Linked DNA regions of Homo sapiens: regions 2 and 3 are each linked to region 1. Evidence: chromatin loops called from intact Hi-C (ENCODE). Cell type or tissue: endothelial cell of umbilical vein. All regions are shown on one strand.

Region 1 (8,000 bases):
CAGCTACTTGGGAGGCTGAGGCAGGAGATTCGCTTGAACCCGAGAGGTGCGGGTTGCAGTGAGCCAAGATCACGCCACTGCACTCTAGCCTGGGCAACAGGGTGAGACTGCATCTCAAAAATAAACAAACAGACCTGCACATGTAACCCTGAACCTAAAATAAAAGTTTTAAAAAAGTGATTTATATATGATCTAGAAAACTGAAAGTCTGAAGAGACTCTAGTCTCTGCCTAAACTCCACCCCTTCCCCCTAATCCCCTGACCCCTGCTCCTTCTCACACTTTTGTGAGATCAGATTTAGAGGACAGGTAACATATTACCCGTTTTATTAATAGGTTTATCCTAAATAAATAAAAAAGAATATCCTAAAATGAGATTATTTCTCCAAATAAATTAATTCATTGGATTGTATTTAAAGCTGGCAGTGCCCCCTTCTCTGTTGTTTTGCTGTCAAATTTTCCAAACTTACAAGTGTCCGTTTGCCAGTCCTGTATGTGAAGACATCCAGTCAGTCTAGCAGTGGACTCTGACACTCTCCCCCTCTGGCCTTCTGGAATCTTTTAGCCTCGTGGCTGGCACTCAAACCCAGATGTCTGAGTTTCCAAGGCTGGTGTTTTTCCATGTATTACAGAAAACTCCAAGAGATGTCTGCAGTATTATTGTGGCCATCACCAGTTCCGCTCTTGTTAGACAGTGGGTGCTTCAGGTCAGATTTGGCCATCATACCTTTAATTCCCACTCTCATTTGGCTCATGTTAAGTGTTTAAAAAGAACATGAAAAACCTCTAAAGAAAACCTCACCTTCTCGCACCTTCCTGAAGGAAAACCCAGACTGCTCTCTCTCCCTCACTGCTATCTCTCTCTCTGTCTGCTATCCCTCTCTGTCTGCTGTCTCTCCCTTACTGCTATCTCTCTCTGACTGCTATCTCTCTCTCTGACTGCTATCTCTCTCTTTGCCTGCTATCTCTCCCTCACTGCTCTCTCTCTCCCTGACTGCTATCTCTCTCTGACTGCTCTCTTTCTCCCTGACTGCTATCTCTCTCTTTGCCTGCTATCTCTCCCTCACTGCTATCTCTCTCTTTGCCTGCTATCTCTCCCTCACTGCTCTCTCCCTCACTGCTATCTCTCTCCCTCACTGCTATCTCTCCCTGACTGCTATCTCTCCCTGACTGCTATCTCTCTCTCTGACTGCTATCTCTTCCTGACTGCTATCTCTCTCCCTCACTGCTATCTCTCTCCCTCACTGCTATCTCTCTCCCTCACTGCTATCTCTCTCCCTCACTGCTATCTCTCCCTGACTGCTATTTCTCCCTCACTGCTATCTCTCCCTCACTGTTATCTCTCTCCCTCACTGCTATCTCTCTCCCTCACTGCTATCTCTCTCCCTCACTGCTATCTCTCCCTGACTGCTATTTCTCCCTCACTGCTATCTCTCCCTCACTGTTATCTCTCTCCCTCACTGCTATCTCTCTCCCTCACTGCTATCTCTCTCCCTCACTGCTATCACTCTCCCTCACTGCTATCTCTCTCCCTCACTGCTATCTCTCTCCCTCACTGCTATCTCTCCCTCACTGCTATCTCTCTGTCTGCTATCTCTCTCCCTCACTGCTATCTCTCTCCCTCACTGCTGTCTCTCCCTCACTGCTATCTCTCTCTCTGTCTGCTATCTCTCTCCCTCACTGCTATCTCTCTCTTTGTCTGCTATCTCTCTCCCTCACTGCTATCTCTCTCTCTGTCTGCTATCTCTCTCCCTCACTGCTATCTCTCCCTGACTGCTATCTCTCTCCCTCACTGCTATCTCTCTCCCTCACTGCTATCTCTCTCTCTGTCTGCTATCTCTCCCTCACTGCTATCTCTCTCCCTCACTGCTATCTCTCTCTCTGACTGCTATCTCTCCCTCACTGCTATCTCTCCCTCACTGCTATCTCTCCCTGACTGCTATCTCTCCCCGACTGCTATCTCTCCCTGTCTGTTATCTCTGTCGGACTGCTATCTCTCTCCCTGACTGCTATGTCTCCCCGACTGCTATCTCTCCCCATCTGCTATCTATCTCTGACTATCTCTCCCTGTCTGCTATCTCTCCCTGTCTGCTATCTCTCTCTGTCTGCTCTCTCTCTCTCTGACTGCTATCTCTCTCCCTGACTGCTATCTCTCTCCCTGTCTGCTCTCTCTCCCTGACTGCTATCTCTCTCCCTGACTGCTATCTCTCCCTGACTGCTATCTCTCCCTGACTGCTATCTCTCTCCCCGTCTGCTCTCTCTCCCTGACTGCTATCTCTCTCCCAGTGTGGAAGAGAGGAAGAACCTCCTATTTTCAGACATGGCCTGTGGAGAAGAAAGCCCCAGGTTGCATCCACAGGGTGGTGTCTCTGGAAGATTCTGGGATAACCCTGTAAGAGTTTGGTGGAAGAGGCCGGGTGCAATGGCTCACGCCTGTAATCCCAGCACTTTGGGAGGCCAAGACAGGTGGATTGCTTGAGGTCAGGAGTTCGAGACCAGCCTGGCCAACATGATGAAACCCCATCTCTACCAAAAATACAAAAGTTAGCTGGGCATGGTGGTGTGCACTTATAATCCCAGCTACTCGGGAGGCTGAGGCAGGAGAATCACTTGAACCTGAGAGGCGGAGGTTGCAGTGATCTGGGAGCCCACCACTGCCCTCCAGCCTGAGTGACAGAGCAAGACTCAGTATTAAAAAAAATAAAAAGAGTTAGGTGGGAGGAATGAGTGCCTTCTCTGATTCAGGCGTTCTGGCATGTCACCTCTAGGGGATTGAAGGGGGACCCTCATTCTGTAGGACAGAGGGATAACCTTTCACCTCCATCCCCCAGATGTGCCCCAGGATCTCCTGTAGACACAGCCTACCTCCCCCTCCTATAATCCTCACCAGCGAGCACACTTGGGGTGCTGGTGACTCATCCTGGATCCTAAGGGAGGCTTCCTGAGGATGGGCCTAGTGAACCAAACTTGGAGACAGAAGGTGAGTATGGAGACAGCGGAGCCCAGCCCGGAGGGAAGATGGCCTGGACATGAGTCATCCGTCCTCATCATTCGCCCAAGGATTCGATGTTCCTTTGGCTGGCATCTATTTTCTCTTTGCAAAACTATTGATCCTGCTGCCAAATGTACCCTAAGCCTACCTTATGCATCAGTGAGATGAATGATAAATTCAGTAACCTGAGGACACAGTAACGAGAGGGCACAGAGGACAGTGACTTGGACTTTCATCAGTAGACTTAACACTGGTTGGGCCACGGCCCGAGCAGGACTGAAATTTAGCAGGAGATGAGGACAGTAACATTTGGGTTTGTTCACCAAGCCCCCAGCTTGGCACCAGAAATTTTTGGCTTTCTGCAAACAGCTGCACAGAAGCAGTGGCCAAACCCAGCTAGTGTGTGATGAGTCATCTTGCGTCAGCATCGTGCAGCACAGACATCCTATGAGGGCTCCTTTAGCTGCTGTGTCTGGTTTGGGCTTTTTCCAAAAGACGAGGGAGCCAAATACCTAAGCCCCCACACTAATGAGCACTTTGCGATTCCATGTAAGCAAAGTTATTTCACCTCCCAAGACGCATCTACACTCCTCATTATTCATTGGCTGGCCCCGTGAAGCAAGGCCGAAGAAACTGACTTGACTTAAATCAGAAAAATGAAAACGGAGAGGACTTGGCAGTATGTATCTTTAGGAAAGCATGAGACAGTGTAAAGTCCTTCTCTTTATTCTGAGGCCAGGGCTTTAGACTATAGTAAGGTTAGTCATTGAAACCGATTTCAAGTTTCTAAAGTTTTACCAAGTATGATGATAGAAACTACTTCTCTAGGGATTTTTAATATATTCATGTGCATATGATTTTAAAGTGGACAAGGCACTCTTCATATGCATGATCTTATGTAAACACTACAAAACTCCAAGAATCAAACATTTATTATGACCTCCATTTTACAGATGAGAAAACAGGTTCCTAAAAATGAAATTATTTGCTCAGGGATGATGTCACAAATCACTGACAGAGCTTAAACGCAGGAACCAACATTCTGACTCCAAATCCCATTGATGTTTTCCCCAAACGATACAAGAAATGTCTTAAATGAAAGTCCATGTGAATATTTTGAAGAACCCTTCCAACGTCTTACCTAGACTGTTTTGTGATGCTGAGAAATTGATCTACACGTGTGCATCCCTCACATGGCCACAAGATGGCAGGGTAGCCTCGATGATTGAGAAATTGGCTTCATTCCTTGCACCAGTAGAGGGCTGTAGTTCCATGTTTCAAAAAGTAAGACATGGAAAAAAAAAAAAAAAAAAAAGAAAAGAAAAGAAAAGAAAAACAAAACAAAACAAAACAAAACCCATCAGTGTCTACATTGATGAAATAGGATGGTGGGAGGTTTGTTTTTCTTTTTGCCTTTTCTTTTTTAAATTAGGCAGTGAGAGTTCAAACAAACAAGTCTCCATTTTCACCTCTGTGTTTGCTTTTGGAGGCACGAGGTCAGGACTTGGGCCAGCCGCCTAGCCTACATTATTCATCTGTCCAGTTCCAGCCCTGGAACAAATGTGAAGAAATGAAGTAGCTTCAGTGGAGGGAAAACAGTGTTGTTATTGTTGCTGGTGACAGTTCTATTTGCCAACAAACATAAAAACATACTTTGGAACCCAAATGGGCTTGTCAGAGGGAACTTTTGTTCCATGTTTGGGCTGGGATGCTTCCAGATAGAAATCAGGCTGGCATTTGAACTTCAGGAGGCAGGGAGAGAGCTGTGCACAGCAGCTACTGACCCGAAAGGCCAGGCCATCAGCTGCAGTTTTCATCTGGGTGTCGTTTGACCACAGCCCACGCGGCTCCGGGTTGCCAACTGGGGTCACTGCCCTGAATGGGTATTATGGGGGAGGAGAGCAGGGCAGGCAGGCCAGGAGGATGGGCTTGCCACAAAAGGGGATTAACAGGCTTTGGATTCTGAGTTTTTGGAAGGTGGTTCTCACTTTGGGGCTTTGGGATGGTGAAAGCGGTCGTGATTCTGGGGGATTTATTTGCTGTAAGGTCTCAATTATCCCAAGACTGTTGGCAGCACCTTGGAGATCCCTTTGCTACATGGATTAATTACTCCAGGGATAAAGCCATCCTCGCTGTGTCTGCTGGTGAGTGTTTAGGGTCCGCGAACTCATGTAAATGCCAGTCTAAGGAAGCATAATTCAGAAGGCCAATCTGCCCATCCCCTGCTACTGTTACATAATTCAAGGTGAAGGTCCCAACCACAGCTGTCCGGGGGCTGCCTCCTCCCTCGCAGATGGAAGAAGCTTGCTTGATGGACTGGACTTACACTAATACGCTATCTATTTGGAAAGAAGAGATGGCGATAAATTACTACCATGGTGAATATCATTAAAATGCCGCAGAACCAAAAGCACTGTGTGAATGTTAACTCCAGGCACCTCGCATAGCCACTCCACAAAGCTCCGGTATCACCCAACACTTTAAATTGAGCTCTAAAGCTGGAAAGGCATCTTAGAGATTAGCGGGTCCAGACGTTCGTGTCTAAGACAGCAAGCTCCCCCTAGGAGGAGTTCAAGAAATGTTTGGTGAATGAGTGAGCCTTTCATTTTACAAATCATGTAACAGCCCCTGGGAAGTGAAGCAATTGCCCCCATCGCACACCTCATTGGTGGCAGACCAGGCACTACGGCACAGCTGGCTAACTCTCAGGTTAGTCCTGTTTCAATTCCATTTTGCTGCCTAGCATTTAAAAAACTCATTTTTATTTTGTTGCTTTTTTCTTTTCAAGCCTTCTTTTGATCTACAGTTCGCTTCAGAACTACACAGTGATGAGGCGGAAACCTCTTGGTTCTCACCTTCAGATTCATTTGGTCTCAATTTCCAACCACTGGGCCTTGTAAACCTTAACTGGCTCTAGAGCTAAATAGTTCAATTTCCAGCATTCAGCCTCAGATTTATGGACACTTACGATAGAAGACTCAAATGTATTCCAATAGATCAGGGGTTGAAAACTTTTCTGGAAAGGGCCAGATAGTCAATACTTTAGGCTTTGCAGGCCATACAGGCTCAGTTACAACTATTCACTTTTGGGGTTTTAGCGTACAAGCAGCTGTAGAGAATACGTACATGAATGAGCATGGCTGTGTTCCAGTGTAAGAGAAAAATAGGCAGGAGGGGAAACAAATTCGGCCCTTGGGTCAAAGTTTGCTGACATTGCAAAGGAGGACTTGGTCTGTGACTTAGTATTTTCCAGCATATTCCAGATCTAAGCAAAGATGTATCATTCATTTTTGTAGAGTCCTTTCACATTCCCAGTCTATCCACCCACCTTAAATAGAATTCTTAATTTTTTCAATCAGAGACTTGACAGTCCTTATGAGGAAATGTATCTGTGTGGTGCTCTTGGGTTTATGTGTCAGGAAGTCTGGGTTTGTGAGATAGTGTCTTGGCTTGGCTTGGCTGGGTGGTTTGAGCAACAACATTTTATTCCTGAGTTCTGAAGGTGGGAGGCTGGGAAGTCTAAGATCAAGGAGCAGGCCGATCCAGAGTCTGGCGAGGGTCCCCTTCCTGGTTGGCAGGTGGCTTTTTCTCACTGTATCTTCATGTGGCAGAGAGAGTGAGAGAGTGCTCTTGTGTCTGTTCTCATAAGGGCACTAATTCCATTCATCAGGGCCCCACCCTTATGACCTGATCATCCCCCAAAGGCCCCACCTCCAAATACTGTCACATTGGAGAGTAAGGCTTCAACATATGAATTTTGGGGACATACACACATTCAGTTCATAGCTATAGGTAGGTAAAGCCAACACAATAGCAAACTTTAGAGATGAAGAAACTGAAGGAGGAGGATTGGAGGCTGGAATCTTAACTGTCTAATATGTACCCAACACTATGCTGTGCCAAGCACGGTACTACGTTACTGAATCCTTGCAAGATCTGGGGGAGATTTTCATTATTATGCCAACTTTATAGATAAATACTGAGAGATTAGATAATGTGCTCAAGTCTTATTCTAGGAAGCAGCAGAGCTCTGTCTAGAACTCTATCTAGTTCTGTCTGACTCTAATGCATGCTCCGTCCCCTGCCCCACACTGAAGAGTTCATTCTTACAAGTCATCACCTGTTCGAGAGGCAAGGATGGCATACTAATAATCTGTCCACACTTAATTCCCATACACTTGCTAGGAGCCTGATGTTTGTTGAATGTTAAAGTAAGTGCTTGAAGGGATGATTAGTATTTTTTTTTTTTTTGATGGAGTCTTGCCCTGTCGCCCAGGCTGGAGTGCAGTGGTGTGATCTCGGCTCACTGCAACCCTGCCTCCAGGGTTCAGGCAATTCTCCTGCCTCACCCTCCTGAGTAGCTGGGATTACAGGTGTGCACCACCACGCCCTGCTAAATTTCTGTACTTTTAGTAAAGACAGGGTTTCACCATGTTGGCCAGGCTGGTCTCAAACTCCTAACCTCAAGTGATCCACCCACCTCAACCTCCCAAAGTGTTGGGATTACAGGCGTGAGCCACCGCACATGGCTGACAAGATCTTTTAATTGTACACTTTAATCTAATATTCTCTTTAACAATAACTGTCTATCCCTGTCCCAAATCAGCTTGGCTACCAGATTTGAGTTATTAGGTGCAGGAATTCCCCCCTTCTTGCCCATGACATTAGGAGAGGTGGTGGTGGTGGTTTAGGAGTCCTCCCATGCCCAGTCAGTGCTGGGGCAGGAGTAGCGGTGCCCATGGGAGGCAGGGTTGCCAGGCTGTGTGTGGGGCCTGGGGAGAGAGCTCCTACTTCTTCATAGAATCCCTGTTTTCCGCTCTGGGTGGGCACAGGAAAGTCACTGATGGAAACAAAAGCACCATCTAGAACCTCAGAGACTGATTCTCAAAATTCATGTCCAATGTAGCCGTTCTGGGATGAACACAGGGTCTTCGGGCTGACGCCCTGTCCTTTGGTTGGTTGGGAATGATGGCTCGTGTCCATGTGACTTTGGAGAGGCTGTTTCTCTC
Region 2 (8,000 bases), 140 kb after region 1:
AACACCAAAGAAAATGAAAGCAGAAAGTCTCCTAGGAAGTCAGTCTCTGGCATCCAAACCAGATGGCTTGGTGACGGCCCTCCTCCTCTTGAAGGCTGCAAGAGCATGGCAGGAGTTGGTGTCAGGAGCAGTCTCGCCCAAGTCCCTGTGGCATGAAATCAGAATATGTCCATCTTTTCTTCATCTGGTGAAATAAGGTGTTTTTTAAGCTTTTCTTTATTAGAAACCCTCTTTGTTTTGTTTGTTTGTTTTTGTTTTTTGTGTTTTTTTGTTTGTTTGTTTGGTTTTTGTTTTTTTTTTCTGAGACAGAGTCTTCCTCTGTCACCCAGGCTGGAGTGCAGTGATGTGATCTCAGATCACTGCAACCTCCGCCTTCTGGGTTCAAGTGATTCTCATGCCACAGCCTCCCAAGTGGCTGGGACTACAGGTGTGTGCCACCACACCTGGTGAATTTTTTGTATATTTAGTAGAGATGGAGTTTCACCATGTTGGCCAGGCTGGTCTTGAGCTCCTGACCTCAAGAGATCCACCTGCCTCAGCCTCCCAAAGTGCTGGGATTACAGGCATGAGCCACCACGCCCAGCCTTCATTTTCATTTGTGAGATCAAATGTCTCTATTTCTTCCAATTTTCCCTTAAGTCACGAAGACCAACTCTGGTCTAGATGCTACTGATTCTCTCACAGTTTATATTAGCTGAACAGTTTATATTTGCTTAGACACACAAGGTTCTTTGTTTAAACTGTAGCACTCTTTGCTAATTATTACCTTTAACCCATGAGACACTCTGACCCTCAAGATCTTTTTCCATCCTATTCCAAAATAACAACAACCACTTTCATATCTTTTCTTATATTTATACATGGAGTTTCTGTCCCCAAGTTTTAAAATGCTATAAATTACAGAGAAATTCAGAGCAAATGACATTATATTTTATCTTGTATTAGAGTTTTTTGTGTACATGTCTCATCTTTTCTATTAATTAAAACTCCTAATTGGCAGGAAATATTTATTACTCATTGTTGTGGCTTTTATACTGTTCAGTCAAAAGCCTTGCACAAATCTCTATCAACAGTACATTATGTTGTATCTATGTGTATACTACATATCAACCATCCCATTGTATAATCATTACTCATACTTTTCTCTCTCTCTTTCTTTTTTTTTTTTTTTTTTTTTGATGGAGTCTCTCTCTGCTGCCCAGGCTGGAGTGCAGTGGTATGATCTTGGCTCACTGCAACCTCCGCCTCCCGGGTTCAAGCAATTCTCCTGCCTTAGCCCCACTGACTAGCTGGGATTACAAACATGCACCACCAGGCCTGGCTAATTTTTGTATTTTTAATAGAGACAGGGTTTTGCTGTGTTGGCCAGGCTGGTCTCGAACTCCCGACCTCAGGTGATCTACCCACCTCAGTCTTCCAAAGTGCTGGGATTGTAGGCATGAGCCACTGCGCCTGGCCTCATTATTCATACTTTTCTATCTCCCCACTAGATTGTGTTTCTGTAACCTATTGTGCACACAATAACCGGCACGATGCATGCAGAAAATGTTTTTGAATGACATGTTGGTTGAATAAAACTTGTTGGATGAATGGATAGATGGGTGGATGGATGGGGTAAGTGGACAATGATGGAGGATGGATGGGTGGATAAATGGATGGATGGATGGATTGATGGCTGGATGCATGGATGGGTGAGTGGGGTAGGTGGATGGATGATGGAGGATAGATGGGTGGATAAATGGATGGATGGGTGGGTGGATGGATGGATGGATGGATGGATGGATGGATAGAACATCAACTTGTAATATTAACCAAAAACTTTTTCAGAATAAACTTGAACTTATACAGGTTTACTCTTCTGTCTTCCTTTTAGGCAATCTTAAATCTCGTTAAATGGTTATCCTAAATTAATTTCTAAAAGTCATGACAAAATTTCAGAAACATATTTGTTTACAAATAATGAAGAAGGGTAGCGGAAGGGTGGTGCTGAGGTGACTGTGATGCGGGTGCCCTCCCCACTCTACGGTATGCGCGCACACAGTGCTGTGCCCAGGCTGGTCAGATGCCGCAAGTCTGTGAGCACTAAAATATCCGCAGAAACACATCGCTTCTGTGTTCGTTATTTTCCAAATAACAGCAGCAGAATGCTTTGGGAAGAGGTCGTGAGCGGCGTGGAGGAGGAAGTCGATCTGAAATGCTTGAGGAGGTGGAGAAGAAAAGCCAGAGAGAGCGGAGAGACCTTGGGAAGAGACGGCTGGAGAAGCCAGACGTGAGAATCCAGCGCCCCGCTGCCACCTCGGCCACACGGAGGCATTTCGCGGAGCCTCGGTTCCCTCATTAGAAAAACCGAGGGGTTGAACTGCTTCGTTTTTGAAGTTCCTTCCAGCTCTAAAATGTCTTAGTTGTATGCAAGCCAAAATAAACAAAAAATGGTATCACTTTATGCATATGCTCTTCTAAATATCCCAGTGGGAAAGCACGAAGCCTGTGTTTCCAGCTCGCTGCTTCAGAGATGCCAGTTCACAAGTCGTTCTTTAATCTCGGGGACATTATCTGAATTCCTGATGAAAGTGAGTCGTAGTTGTGTAGGGGCCAGGGTGTGTATGTGTGAGAAGACAGAGAAAGAGCAGGAGAGCGAGAGAAAGAGAGAGAGAGAGAAACAGACAAGAGTAGGTCCTCCTCAATATTTGGACTATGATCCCTGACTACAAGAGAGCACCGCTAGCAACACTATTTCATTCATGATCTGGTTTACTTGGTAATTTTCAAGCCTCTACAATATATTAGGTATAAACATTTCCAAAACATTGCCTCTCCCAATTTCTTTTAACAAGGACGGAAGAATTATCTGCACCCACATGACACCATTCTACTGTATTCTTCACCTCTTTTTTTTCTTAATCCCACAGTACCAGAGACATGCATGTATCTTGTTGTCATCTTTGTTTTTAAACTGTCTTAAAATACAAGCAAAGGAAAAAGTGATCAACAGATTCAAAGAAAGAAGGAGATGCAGTTAACACCGAAGCTGCTTTTTTGTGGGAGCACTTACAAGTCTAAAATAAGAATCTTAAGTGCCATTTGCCTGGAAAAGAGCGTAGCAGGAGACAGATGTTTCTCTCATTATTTTTGTTCAGAGGCACCATTGCTGCTACGACATGTCACCATCCGAGAGGGCCACCAGCAAAGGAAAGGATGGCTGTGCCTTATTTACCCTGTGACTTCCAGCAGGGCCCAGGGAAAACAATTGTAGCTTGCAGTTTTAAAAAAAATTTAGAAGCCATGGCTTTCAGAATAAAGATATTGAGCAATCATCTGTTTCTAATGTCATGAGACAGATCTCACTTTCCTTTCTTTCCAAGTAGTATCTTCTCCTGTTTTTCTTGGTGGAGAGGTATTTTTGTAACATGCTGAAAACTAAGCAGAGAAAATGGGCAAAGTCAAGGTCAGATGTACATCTCTCCTTTAGTCTATTCTGAATCATACATATCATTTTTTGTATGTTCCAGCTAATTCATGTTGGGGCTTTGCTGAACATTAGCACCTCTGGGCATGGGTGATGTTGCTGGGTTTTCTTATTCGGTAAGAGGATAAGCATCTTTTACCGGGTTTGCTCAAGCCCACCCTAGAAAGCCAGGCCCGGGCAGCCCACGGTCCGGGAAATGCTCCATTCTTTCCTGTGTTGGGCAGGATTTCCTGCAAAGGGCCAAGAAAACATACTTTCCCATTGTCTTGGTTTAAACTGTAGAAAGCCCTTGCGTCCACATGGAGACTTTGTTATTTGCTGCCGTCATAACTAAGGGAGATGGACAGGCCACTCTTTGGCACTGTACACAGTCCCCCTGATGGTCACCTTCACAACAAAAGCAAATGAAGAGACAAGGTGTTTCTGTATCTGTTGCTGGGCTCACCATGCCTCACACCTCTCCCATTCACCTAATTGGTAAAACAGGAAGAGCGCAGCTGGAACCCAATGGAAGGAACAAAATATGAACCAACTCACCGGCAGTGCTGCTTGGTTGATTAGCACTCTTGCTTAAGAGCATGTTTATGATCTATCGCTTTATGAATAATAGGAAAGAGTATCAGTGTGTAGAAAAAGTGGAGGAGAGGGCCAGAAATGACCCTCTGAATCTTGAAGGGACAGTCTCAAAGTCTTGCCTATAAGGGATTAGCAATAGGGAGCCAGCGGATGGATTAATGATCTAAGATATGAGATGCCAGCAACTAACAATGGGAATAACAGTAGAAGCAGTGAGCAGGAAATCTTGGCTATGACTCTCAAACTCAACAGATCTGAAGCTCTGTCCACCGCAATCCAGAGCTGTACCACAGGCATCTCTCAGCTGGAGCTCCCGTATTATTCAACCACTGTCTTCCCACTCCCTCAATGTACTTGAAGCAGCTTGCACTACCATGACTCTGCAGGAAATGTGTGTGGCTGTTTAGAGATGAACATCCGCAGTGAATACATCGGAGCTGTTTGTCAGGTCAATCCTTCGCAGAATGGCTCCATTAAGAAGCTACATTTCAAGGGCTTCTTTCCTTATCTCTCAGAACAACCCATTTGCTATGGTCCTGAGTGCACAGCAGAAGTCAATGCCTCCCAGAATACTGGGAATTCAAAAGCCTTCTAAAAAGGCTTCTAAAAACGCTCAAAATGAAAGTAAGTGATCCAGAAAAATATTCTCTGTAGAGTTGCAGGTTGGTTTTTGACAAAAGATTTGCCTAGCTTCTGGCAAGCATTAATGGTGGTAATATGTCAGACAAACAAACAAAAAGGAAAAGCAGCATAGGAAACGGGTGTAAGGATCTTTTCACAGTGTCATGGCAGCTGTGAAACACACCCAGCTGTTTCCTAGATTGGAGAGGAAAACAACCCACTGGTCCCATCATCACTAGTGGGGCCCCATGACACTCTTATCTGATCAATTAATAAAGTCACCAGAAGGAAGCTACAAGGCTAAGAATAGTGTTTCAGATAAATCCCAAAAGTCAGCTGTAAGTTAACTCCAGTCTGATGAATCCTCCATTAATACTATTAGGATGGGGGAAAAATCCCTTATTTTTTATTATCATGCATATTTTCAGAAATGTTGGTTAAATTAGGCAGTGATGAATTGTCTCAGAATAATTCTATGCACACATGTGCATACACACACACACACACACACACACAGAGTGGTGTCTAGGAAAGATGACTAGAATAGAAAACTAGATCCCCATCCTCCGACGAGTTCATGGTAAGGTATCAAGTCTGCATCTCCACCAGCTTGGCTGAATTGAATAGGTTTAGGAGCATTCAGTTTAATGTATTCTGTTGAAGGCACTGTTCCAGATTCTGCTTTTTTCTACCGAGAAGTTACATAAAGGAGCTTGCATCCTCATCATTGAAAACACACACAAAATTTATAAAATACCACAATCCAGGCAGAATATTAGAAGGACCTAAAGGTAAAAATGGTATCATTTCATTTATATAAAGTACAAAATAGTCAAAACTAATCTATGCTATTAAAAGTCAGAGTAGTAACTCTTTGGGGAATAGGGGTGAATGATTCCAAGGGGCTTCTGGGGTGCTGGTGTTTCTAGCGTAAGAAACAACTAAATCTTGCAGTGACAAAGAAATTAAGGCCCACAAGAAATTCAGTCTCGTGAGGAAAAGACAAAAAACTAAATGAATGGGGCAAGGTTTCCTAGGGAATTCATGGGTGAGCCTTGGGAGAACATTATTTTTCTTCGATCTGCCTTTTTGTTACTTTGATAATTGCTTTCATTAAAAATAGTGTTTGATGGCTGAGTGCGGTGGCTCATGCCTATAATCCCAGCACTTTGGAAGGCCAAGGATCACTTGAGTCCAGCAGTTCGAGAGCACCCTGGCAACATAGGGAGACCCCCATCTCTACAAAAAATAATAAAAAAAAAAAATTAGCCAGGTGTGATACTCTGTGCCTGTGGTCCCAGCTACTGAGGAGGCTGGGGTGGGAGGATCGCTTGAGCCCAAAAGGTCAAGTCTGCAGTGAGCTGTGATTGCACCACTGTACTCCAGCCTGGGTGAAAGAGCAAGACTCTGTCTCTTAAAAAAAAATCGTGTTTAATATCAATCATGTTATTAAGATATTTTGCTTCAAACAAGTACAAGGGATTCCATTGTACATGGTCAAGTAAGGTAAAAGTAATCATTATTACCATGATATGGCACTGAGATTAGTGTCCTATAGATCATAACGAAAGGAAGTATAACCTGACATCTCTACCTTTTCACATAGGCCCAAGTTCAGTTAGGGGAAATGTCATGGAAAAGAAACAAATGATAAGTCTTCCATGTCTTTATTTCTACTTTCACTATTGAACATCAGGAGATACAAACGCCACAGTGCTCCTGTGTGGCCTGGATCCTCCTGGTGAAAGCACAAATCCAGCAAAACTGTCCAGCCGCTCAACAACATCGGGCAAGGTAGTTATTTTTGGCGGGAACCTTACCAAAACGCAGCTTCACTTCAACACAAAACTTTGTTTTCATACATTTCTCCAAGATGTTTATAATATTCCTTAGGAAAAGAATTCACACACAATTATGAAAACTTTGTCCTGGAAAGTAGTTAAAAGAGATATAGTTTGGATCAGAGAAGGAATATTAAAACAGTATTCCTGTCAAATAAAGTCATCTACTTCAGAATCACCAGCATTTCTTTCTATTATTTGATGAAGGTCGTGGAAGAATTGGCTAATAAGCCATTTCCCTTGAAGATAGTTATTGAAGTCTTTCAACACATCTACCTTTTGATTTTTGTCCATTAGGTGCACACTGATGCTATCAGAGAATTCCTATGCTGTCAGTCTTTTCTGGAAACCTCAAAGGCCATTGACATCTCCAAAACTGTAAAAGAGTTTTGTTGCCAAACAAAAGCCTGACTTGGACACAAAATCTTGATACTTGTTGAATTTATGATGCACATGCTATGCTTAGCATCAATGTACCTGGTTTTACTTCTCTGGTACATAAAGAAACACCACATCCCATCGCGTCTCATTGCTTTTGATGTTGGCATGTGCTCACCTCTAAGACTTGGCTGATGATTTTGAAATTGTGTTCACCACTGCTTCACATTTGATAATTTCATCAGTGTCAGAGCCTTGAATTATCCATTAGCTATCTAAAAGACTTTTGTCAAGAATGTAAAAGAGACTACGACATTCTTCCTTAATCCACATAAGCTCAGCAACTTTCCAAATGGCAAGTCTTGAAGTATTTGGTTTAACCTCAAGCACAAGGTGTTTTGTTGTTGTTGTTTGCTTGTTTGCCTTAAGAAAAAAGAAAGGTTCTCTACTAGAACATAGAATAGATTATTCATGGGCTTGAGTTACTTGGTGGATAATTCTTTCCATAACATTGATATTGATCTTTCCATTCAAGACCCTACATCATGATCTTCGGTGCCATCACTCTGGAAGAAGACAACGTGAGCAGACAACTATGTAAATGTTCTAGTTCTAAAGGAAGGGTTCTGTAGCTTGAAGACTCAAGGGTTCTGTAGCTAAATGGTATCAATGTCTTTGAAGGAAAATAACCTATCTGTGGTAGTCAGCCTCTAAAATCATTCTCTGTCATTCTCACCTCTTTGCATTCGGACCCCTGTGTAGTCCATGCCTACAATAAGTAGTGGCAATCAGTGGAACCAATAGGATACTATAGAAATGATGGTGTGTCATTTCTGAAGATAGGTCATCAAGGACATCTGGATTCTATATTTACTTATGTTGATTGTTATTAGCATCCATTTCTAAGTATACTATTTTGTAAAGTTACACCTCCCCCCTCATTCAGGCAATGCATCTTTTCTGAGCCCTATAGCTCCCAGTGGCATATCTGGCACCCACTCGCAGGAAATCAGTGTAACCAGCAAAGGGACTGGGGAAAAACACAAAGTAGCTGAGCTGCAACAACTCTGCCTAGTGACAGAGTATCACGGGAGTTCCCTGTGTCTGCTCTGAGGTTG
Region 3 (8,000 bases), 860 kb after region 1:
ATGTTGTTATACTCTTGTCATAGGGGAAAGGAAGGCTGCTATCTTAACGTGTAGCTGGAGAATCTGCTTAAGTCTTACGAGAGGAGGCAAAAACTTTTCAGACGTGTTAGAAAAAGGTGCTTAGAAGAGAATGGTTCTAATGGCTCTGCCAGCTGGAGACCGTGCTGCTAAAGGAGTCAGCTAAAAAAACAAAAAGCCCTGTCAGACCATCCCCAAGTCAGACCCCCTGCCGGGGCAGGAGCCAGAGATAGAAATCTGGGGCTCTGCAACCCCTAACAATTGGGTGACATAAATGCATTCTCCAACACCAATACCCATCTGAAAGTGAAAGGGGCACTATTAATAATTATACCAAGATAACAGTCACAACTGAAACTACCCATCACAAACTGGTACTTACAGTTCCCCAATGTAAAGGGGTTGTCAATCTCACCATCATTCTTTAGAATAAGCTGCCTAATTACTGATATTCTAAATTGACTATAGGTCAGGCACGGTGGCTCACATCTGTAATCCCAGCACTTTGGGAGGCCAAGGTGGGCAGATCACTTAAGGCCAGGAGTTAGAGATCAGCATGGCCAACAAGGCAAAACCCCATCTCTACTAAAAATACACAAATTAGCTGGGCGTGGTGGTGCATGCCTGTAATCCCAGCTACTTGGGAGGCTGAGGCATCAGAATCACTTCAACCTGAGAGGTAGAGGATGCAGCGAGCAGAGATTGTGCCACTGAACTCCAGCCTGAGTGATAGAGTGAGATTCTGTCTCAAAATAGATAAATAAAAATAAAAAATAAATTGACTATAGAAAAGAACTACTGTCATAATTGAAGTCCTTTTTATAAAATAAAACAATTTAAAAGACTTCTACCAACAAATGTTGAGTTACACATCAACTGATGTTTCTCGAATCCTTCCCCAAATTTCCCTCTATTTGGGAAACTATACATTATGTTTCATTGCCTAGAAACATGACATAGTCTTGCTTTCCAACCTCCTTTCCCCTTCCACTTTCCTATGTTGCCTTCTCTCCTCTCTTGCAGGTTCTGACTTGGTAGGCTTTTTATAAATTCCCAGAATGTTAGAACTAAAAGGGAACCTCAAATGTGTTTCATCAAACCCTCTCACTTTACAGTTGGAAAAAAAAAACCTACTTAAAAATCCCCAAGGGTCACAAAGAATTTGAAGTCTGCTTATAGGTTGCATAGTGAATGATTTAAAGGCAGAGGTAGGATTAAAATGTTTTTATTTGGGGAATCCTATTTTATAATACTCTAGAGCAGGGGTATGCAATCTTTTGGCTTCCCTGGGTCACACTGGGAGAATCGTCTTGGTCCACACATAAAATACACTAAAACTAATACTAATGATTGCTGATGAGCTGGGAAAAAAAAAAGGAAAAGAAAAGAAAAGAAAATCACACAAAAAAAATCTCATAATGTTTTAAGAAAGTTTACCAGTTTGTATCGGGCTGCATTCAAAGCTGTCCTGGGCCGCCAGTTGGACAGCTTACTCTGCTTGCGGCCTGGATGGTTTTGAATGCGGCCCAACACAAATTCATAAACTTCCTTAAAACATTATGAGATTTATGCACGGGCCTTTTTGTTTTTTCCTTTTTAGCTCATCAGCTATCATTAATATTAATGTCTTTTATGTGTGGCCCACAATTCTTCTTCCAGTGTGGCCCAGGGAAGCCAAAAGATCAGACACACTGCTCTAGAGGTAATACGATAATGGATTGAAAAAATTATAAAAAGCACGTAGGCATTCAAGGAGCAACTAGAGAAGAATGTAAATCAATGCATTAAGTATTTATCATAACTCTCTTATGTGAAAGGCACTCTGCTAGGCACTGGGTCAAATAAAGATAGATAAGACATGCTCCTTGCCCCTAGCAGGGAGTTCAAAATGGCCAAACAGAAAGTAGATGGCAAAATACTTCGTAAGAAAGGTATAAGGGGAAAATTTACCAAAGCATAACAAAATGAGAGTCAAATCCAGCTGGGTGTGAGAGCCTGGTGAAGGATGGTCAAGCCAGTCTCTCCAATTGGTTTGCTTTAATTCCCACTCAAAACACTGAGTAAAAAAGAATTTCTTGGTAGTTATGGGGCTGAAAGATTTATTCACAATCACTCAAAACGGGAAACAACTTAAACGTGCATCAACTGTTCAATGGATAAACTGTGGTATAGTCTAACCATGGCTAGGAAGGGTAGAAATAACAAGGAACAATGCCACATACAGCACTTGGCTGAACCTCAAAAGCAGTACACGTAGTTTAAAAAGCCAGACACCAAAGACATATATTATGATGTCATTCACAGGCCATTCAAGAAAAGTAAACACTAAGGGACAGAAAGTAGATCCGCGTTGCCAGGATTTGGAAGTAGGAGAGGGGTACCAGGGAGCAAAAGGGCACAAGGACATGTTTTGGGTGGATATAAATGTTCTTCTATGTTATGACTATGATCTTTCCACAATTCTATATATTTGTCAAACCATATTTACCTGCACAGTTAGAAATTGGTGATATTTTATTATATTTAAATTTACCCCAATAAAGCTGATCTTTAAAAGGAGCAAATCAGTGGCTTACACCTGTAATCCCAGCACTTTGGGAAGCTAAGGCAGGTAGATCACTTGAGCCCAGGAGTTCGAGACCAGCCTGGGCAACCTGGTGCAATCCATCTCTACAAAAAAAACTACAAAAATTAGCCAGATGCGGTGGTGTGTGCCTGTAGTGCCAGCTACTCAAGGAGCTGATACAGAAGGATCACTTGAGCCCAGGGAGGTTGAGGCTACAGTGAGCCATAACTACACCACTGCACTCCAGCCTGGGCGACAGAGTGAGACCCTGTCTCAAAAAATAAAAAAATAAATAAAAATAAATAAATTAAAGGAGGAGCAAATGGTCTAGAATAGGAACATCCACCTTTATTCTCCAAGTTATTCACATCACCTGTAATCCAGGCGTATGTAGGCCATGTCAATGTTTTCTTCATAAAAATTCAGAATTAAAGGAGTGAACAAGTACTGGCTAGGCCTCAAACACAGATTACATATACATGGAAGCATAGTCATTCCTTTTTACCAATTATAGTTCTGGTTGATTGCATTTTCTAAAAATGGTCACAATGATATTTACCATCCCACTTTTTAGAAACGGCACTGAAGCATTAAGCTTATATTTTTGATACTCAACTTTTTCATATCGTTTATTATTTTAAATCTTGCAATTTAAAAAATGTTCATGTCACAGAGCAAAAATGATTTGTTAAGCAGATTTTTTAAAGTACATTTTCTAATGATGTTAAATTTAGCTCAACAATGACCCTGGGACAGAAAAAATGAAAGGCTCAAGTCTGGAACAAGGACCTGGTAGTTGTGGGGTTGAAGCACCAATCCCACCTTCCATGTTCCTACTCACCTTTTTACTGATGTCTGAAGTTCCAATGTGAGACATACAACTCTTTTGGCTAAAAGGTGTTTCCCTTTTAAGATAAAATTTTGTGAGCTTTGTGATAGTAGCATATTGGTATGAAAAAACTTGTGAGAATTTATAACATGCTTACTGGCTGAAAATCATTAAGGAATACAGACAGAAGGGGCAGGGAGGTGCTGGGTACCGATGTGAGTTTAGACAGAAAATGTACACCTGTCCCAATATTGGTGCTATTAGCTTTGATAGCTTGATTAACATCATTGGTGTGCCAGACGATATTTAACAACAGGGCTCCAGGGGACAGGAAATCCCTCTTTGGTAGTATTCACCAATTTTCAGTGTAGACACTTCCACCATGCTCTATTTTCAGCTACCAAAGTGACATCACTGAATACCAAGTTGGGAAGAAATACACATAATTGGCTCTCATGGGCTGGTACAAGTCAGACTCAGCAAAACAGCAGTTAGGTGAGCTGTCCCAGGCCTCTCTACTGTAAAGTTACTCCTTTCCTCTCTGTATCAGGTTGGCACAAAAGTAATTACTTTTAATGGCAAAAATCACAATACTTTTGCTCCAACCTAATAAGTAAGAGGTAATTTGTTGGGAGATGCCTAGACTATGCAAACATCCTATTCTTCATCGAGCTCTCATCTAATAGTTTTACATCCAAAAATGACTTTTTTACTCCATTATTCTTTCTCTATTTTTTAGTTAACATTGTATTATAAGAAAGAGCTTTCCCTTCTCTCTCATTTATTAATTCATTAATATCAGCATGGAGTCATGGATTCATATCTTATTCAGTGGGTTATAATCCATTATGATTATTATTTTTATGCTCAATTTATCCTGGATTTGGCCAGGGGGAACCCTTTCAAGGTGGTTCCTACGTGACATGTCTCTATTGTTCACGTGGCTTTCTATCTCCACAAAATGTTGCAGGCTCATCTTGTAATGTCCTTGTACCAGTCTTGGAATCAGCATTTGACCAAGGAGCTGTTTTTGTGCCTTTAATGGAGAATGGTATTTAGAAATCAGGATCTGTCACTAGGTGGTGCTCACTGCTACTGCAAAATCATTGCTTCTAGGTCACCTTGGTGGACTAAGTCTGGATATGAATATACATGTAAGTGTATAAATGTGAATATAAATATAAATATTTGTCTGTATCCTATATGAATATATGCATACACATTCATACTGGTCTTTCCAATTACAATCCAACAACATACATAGAACCTTGTCTCCCTTTTTTCCATAATTGTAATTTTTTCCTCAATAGTAAGAAACTTGGTTCCTATTATCCTCAACATACTTGTTTGTTCAAACTTGGAATACACAGAAAGTAGTTTCAAAATTAATAATCTATGGAAAGCAAATCTACTAGTAACTAGATTTCAATATTTGCTTATAGTTTTGTTTTGTTTTGCCTTGTTTTTTAAACAAATGTATAGGTACTTTTTGAGTTTATTCTCTTTGTGCTCTGGGAAGATGACACCTTGAGAGGCAATGGAGTACAGCCAAACTCACAGAGCTAGAGGGTCAGAGTATGGCATCTACCACCTTATCACCTGTGTGACTATAGACTAATAACTTTCTTCCTTTAATACTGGGGTTCTTCATTCAAGCAGAACAAAAAGAAAATCCAACCTTAAAGGACTAATCCTTTTAAGAAGCTACTAATTACTAATGTTTACACATAAGCTAAGGTCTTTACATGCATTCTTTTATTTAATCCTCATACCAACCATATAAAGTAGGTTCTCTTAGTATCTTCACTTTATAGATAAGAAAATGGGAGCCTAGAGAGGTTATACAGTATGTCCAAGTTCTTTAGTTATTAAAGGTTACAGCCAGGAAATCCAGGGCTATCTGACTCTAAAGTCCACAGTGAATCACTATGCTTCAGTCTCTTCTTTTATCAGGGATGTAGAGAAATGAGAGAAGGTTGAAAGGATAACAAGTGTCTATTTCAATTATCTATATGGGAGTGTGCCATTTAATAGCCATATTATCCATCTTGACAGCCAAATCCCAAGCTAGTTCTCCTTCTTCTTTCCCTGTTGTCCCCTAAGCTATTGGATTACTTTCTCCTACAATGACACCATCAATTAGTTGTGTCCTTCTCGAAGACATATATTCACCTTTGCAAAAACATTGAAAGGTACCACAAACACATCTCCTGCCTCAAGTGGCCACAGACTCTAGAAAAGATAAGACATGTGCATCAATCTGGAATCTAAATCCATGGAGAATAGGAACCTTTGTTTTGCTCACTAATTTATCCCGAAAATCTGGAATAGTGCCTGGTACACAGTTGTGTGGTCAATGAACATTTCATGAATGAATAAACGAATGAATGAATGATCAACTACTAAAAGACGGAAAGTACTAAGTATCCTCACAGGTGTAAGTATCATCCTGTCTACTGACTACAGTCAGAGAATATGATAAGATAATCTCTATTTTTGCAAGAATTTATTATTATTATTGAAAATAAAACAAAACAAAAACAATAATAAAATTGGTAGACAGCATGATGTCTTCCATGTTTCAGAAGAACCCAAAATTCTATGCTTATTTACAGCTAACAGGGGCTGTATTCCCTTATTTGAGCAAATGTGGAACTACTGAGAAGAAACAGAAAGGAAAACACAGGAATGAGATTCTGGAATCTCTACTTCCTTAAGTATGCAAAAGACTTAATGGCATATTTCCTGGAGTAAATTACTTCTATTTTCTTCATTGCAAAGTATGTCAGAACTTCAAGCACAATGTTGAAAGATGAGTTATCAGATCAGAGAATGAGTCACTTCTAGGGAAGAAAGCAGAAACAGAAAGGAGGTCAACTTCTTTCAAGGGAATATACACAAAAGAAAGGAAATATTTAACAGAAACATCTCTAAAAATAATTTTCCCTCCAAAAATGTTCTTACAGTATCTCCAAAATAATTTGAAAACTTACCTTCAAGGCAAAAGACAATACAGTAGACTAGCTATTGCCTGTTTCTATTACATATGCACAATTCCCATCTACTTTTAAAACAAAACCACAGACTCTATCAACTCCAGTTACTAGCGCATCACCCTTTGCATGTCTGTACTTTCTATTTTAAAAGGCACATTCAAATGCACCGACCTCTCTATTCTTCATAACATCTCTGTGGGGCAGAGAGATGGAACAGATATTCCTGTTTGATAGATAAAGTGTCTCAAACTCGGGAATTAAGAGATTTTTCTCAAAGCCATGCAGCTAGTAAGTAGCAAAGCTGGAATCCAAATCTGTCTTCTCACTCCAAGTCCAGTGTTCTTTCCATTCCATGGCACTGCCTCACATGATGGGTTTGTTTAATCAAACAGTGGATTGCGCATCCATTCAACAAATACTTAAGCAACTACTTTGTGCCAAGCACAAAAGTATGGGGATGCATCAGTGTGCAAGATGTAGACCCTGGCCTCAGAGAGTCTATTGTCTAGTGAACAAAATAAACGAGTTTTGGGGAAAAAAACAACTCATGGTACAGTAAATATTAAAGTAGGGCTAAATTCCTGCCATGATACAGGTGGAAAGGATAGGAATTGGGGAGTAGCTGGGGACAGGGAGGAAGGATTTCAGGAAGCTTAAAAAAAATCAGAAGCTTAAAATATGAGTAGTAATCTGCCATACAAAGAATATAAAGAAGATTATTACAAGTGAAGTGGACAGTTTGTGCAAAGACACAGGGTGGAGAGATAACCAGGTGCCCTGAGAACACTGCAAACAGTTTTGGCATGACGGGATGCTGGAGGATATATGTTGTGGGGCAGCAGCGCACAGTTGGTGGAGGGGAGATTATTGAAGAAAGACGAGACTTGGAGATGTAGGCAGGAGCCAGAACATGAAGCTATTTTTAAGGCCCTCGTCCTGAGGGAAATAGGGAGCCAATGTAGGGTTTTAAGCAGCGGAGTGTTGTGATCACACTCGTGCTTTAGAAAGATCACTCTGGCTGCAGTGTGGGGAACAGATGGGGAAGGGACAACATTAGAATCAGGGAAAGCACTTATTACTACAGCAATAGTAAGAGCAATTTCTGTAATGGTTTCTTTAGATACGGTAGATACCATAGGTAGATACTGAGACTGAACAGCCTCAGTGCATTTGACAATGCACACTTCATTAATTTTCAGTCTTCAAATGTTTTCAATAGCTCAGGGTGCCTGATGCATTAAGTGATTGCATGGGGCAAAGATCCTGTGAGATAGTAAAGCACTACTGTATCCTATTATACAACACCCTGAGCCCAATTCATCACCCTAAATAATAAGGCCAAATATGCTATTACCTAAAATAAATTCGATCATGATTTTGCCTTTGTATCTTCATATTTTCAAAAATTCATATTTTCCATTTCAATTTGTCTGTATAAACTAATGACTTTTATGCATTCTTGGCTTTCTTCTCTGAAAAATATCACTTGATCTACAAATTCCCAGTAACTAATCCCTCTGATGAGTAACTTCAAATCAGGTATCAGTAGGATCAATATGCATTCTAGTGGCGTTTCTATAACATGTCAATG

The links. A loop is a pair of places that touch in the nucleus more often than their neighbours do. Peaks named below come from ENCODE experiments on the same cell type or tissue, not always from the same donor. Only the 100,000 strongest peaks of a DNase experiment are listed, where the experiment ranks them.
Region 2: it touches region 1 in a loop (6-fold over the local background); 2 of 110 quality-filtered maps call a loop at or near these places.
Region 3: a loop joins it to region 1, with 10 times the contacts of the local background. A loop is called at or near these places in 2 of 110 quality-filtered maps.

The regions. Positions count from the first base shown.
Region 1 is chr1:244,269,409-244,277,408 of GRCh38, reverse strand. The region is part of intron 1 of LOC105373262 (a long non-coding RNA gene); the gene reads left to right. Among named protein-coding and RNA genes, the nearest start is that of SPMIP3, 79 kb to the left of the region's middle. RefSeq lists a silencer at 4,121-4,347. In endothelial cell of umbilical vein, a CTCF peak has its summit at 4,189 (motif pointing right); DNase peaks (open chromatin) are centred at 3,568 and 4,228; H3K27ac peaks cover 2,022 bases.
Region 2 is chr1:244,134,310-244,142,309 of GRCh38, reverse strand. No RefSeq gene overlaps it. Among named protein-coding and RNA genes, the nearest start is that of ZBTB18, 87 kb to the right of the region's middle. In endothelial cell of umbilical vein, no CTCF peak of the experiment used is centred here; a DNase peak (open chromatin) is centred at 3,679; H3K27ac peaks cover 2,433 bases.
Region 3 is chr1:243,405,991-243,413,990 of GRCh38, reverse strand. All of the region lies in intron 13 of SDCCAG8 (SHH signaling and ciliogenesis regulator SDCCAG8), which reads right to left. Among named protein-coding and RNA genes, the nearest start is that of MIR4677, 64 kb to the right of the region's middle. In endothelial cell of umbilical vein, a CTCF peak has its summit at 4,489 (motif pointing right); DNase peaks (open chromatin) are centred at 4,500 and 6,210.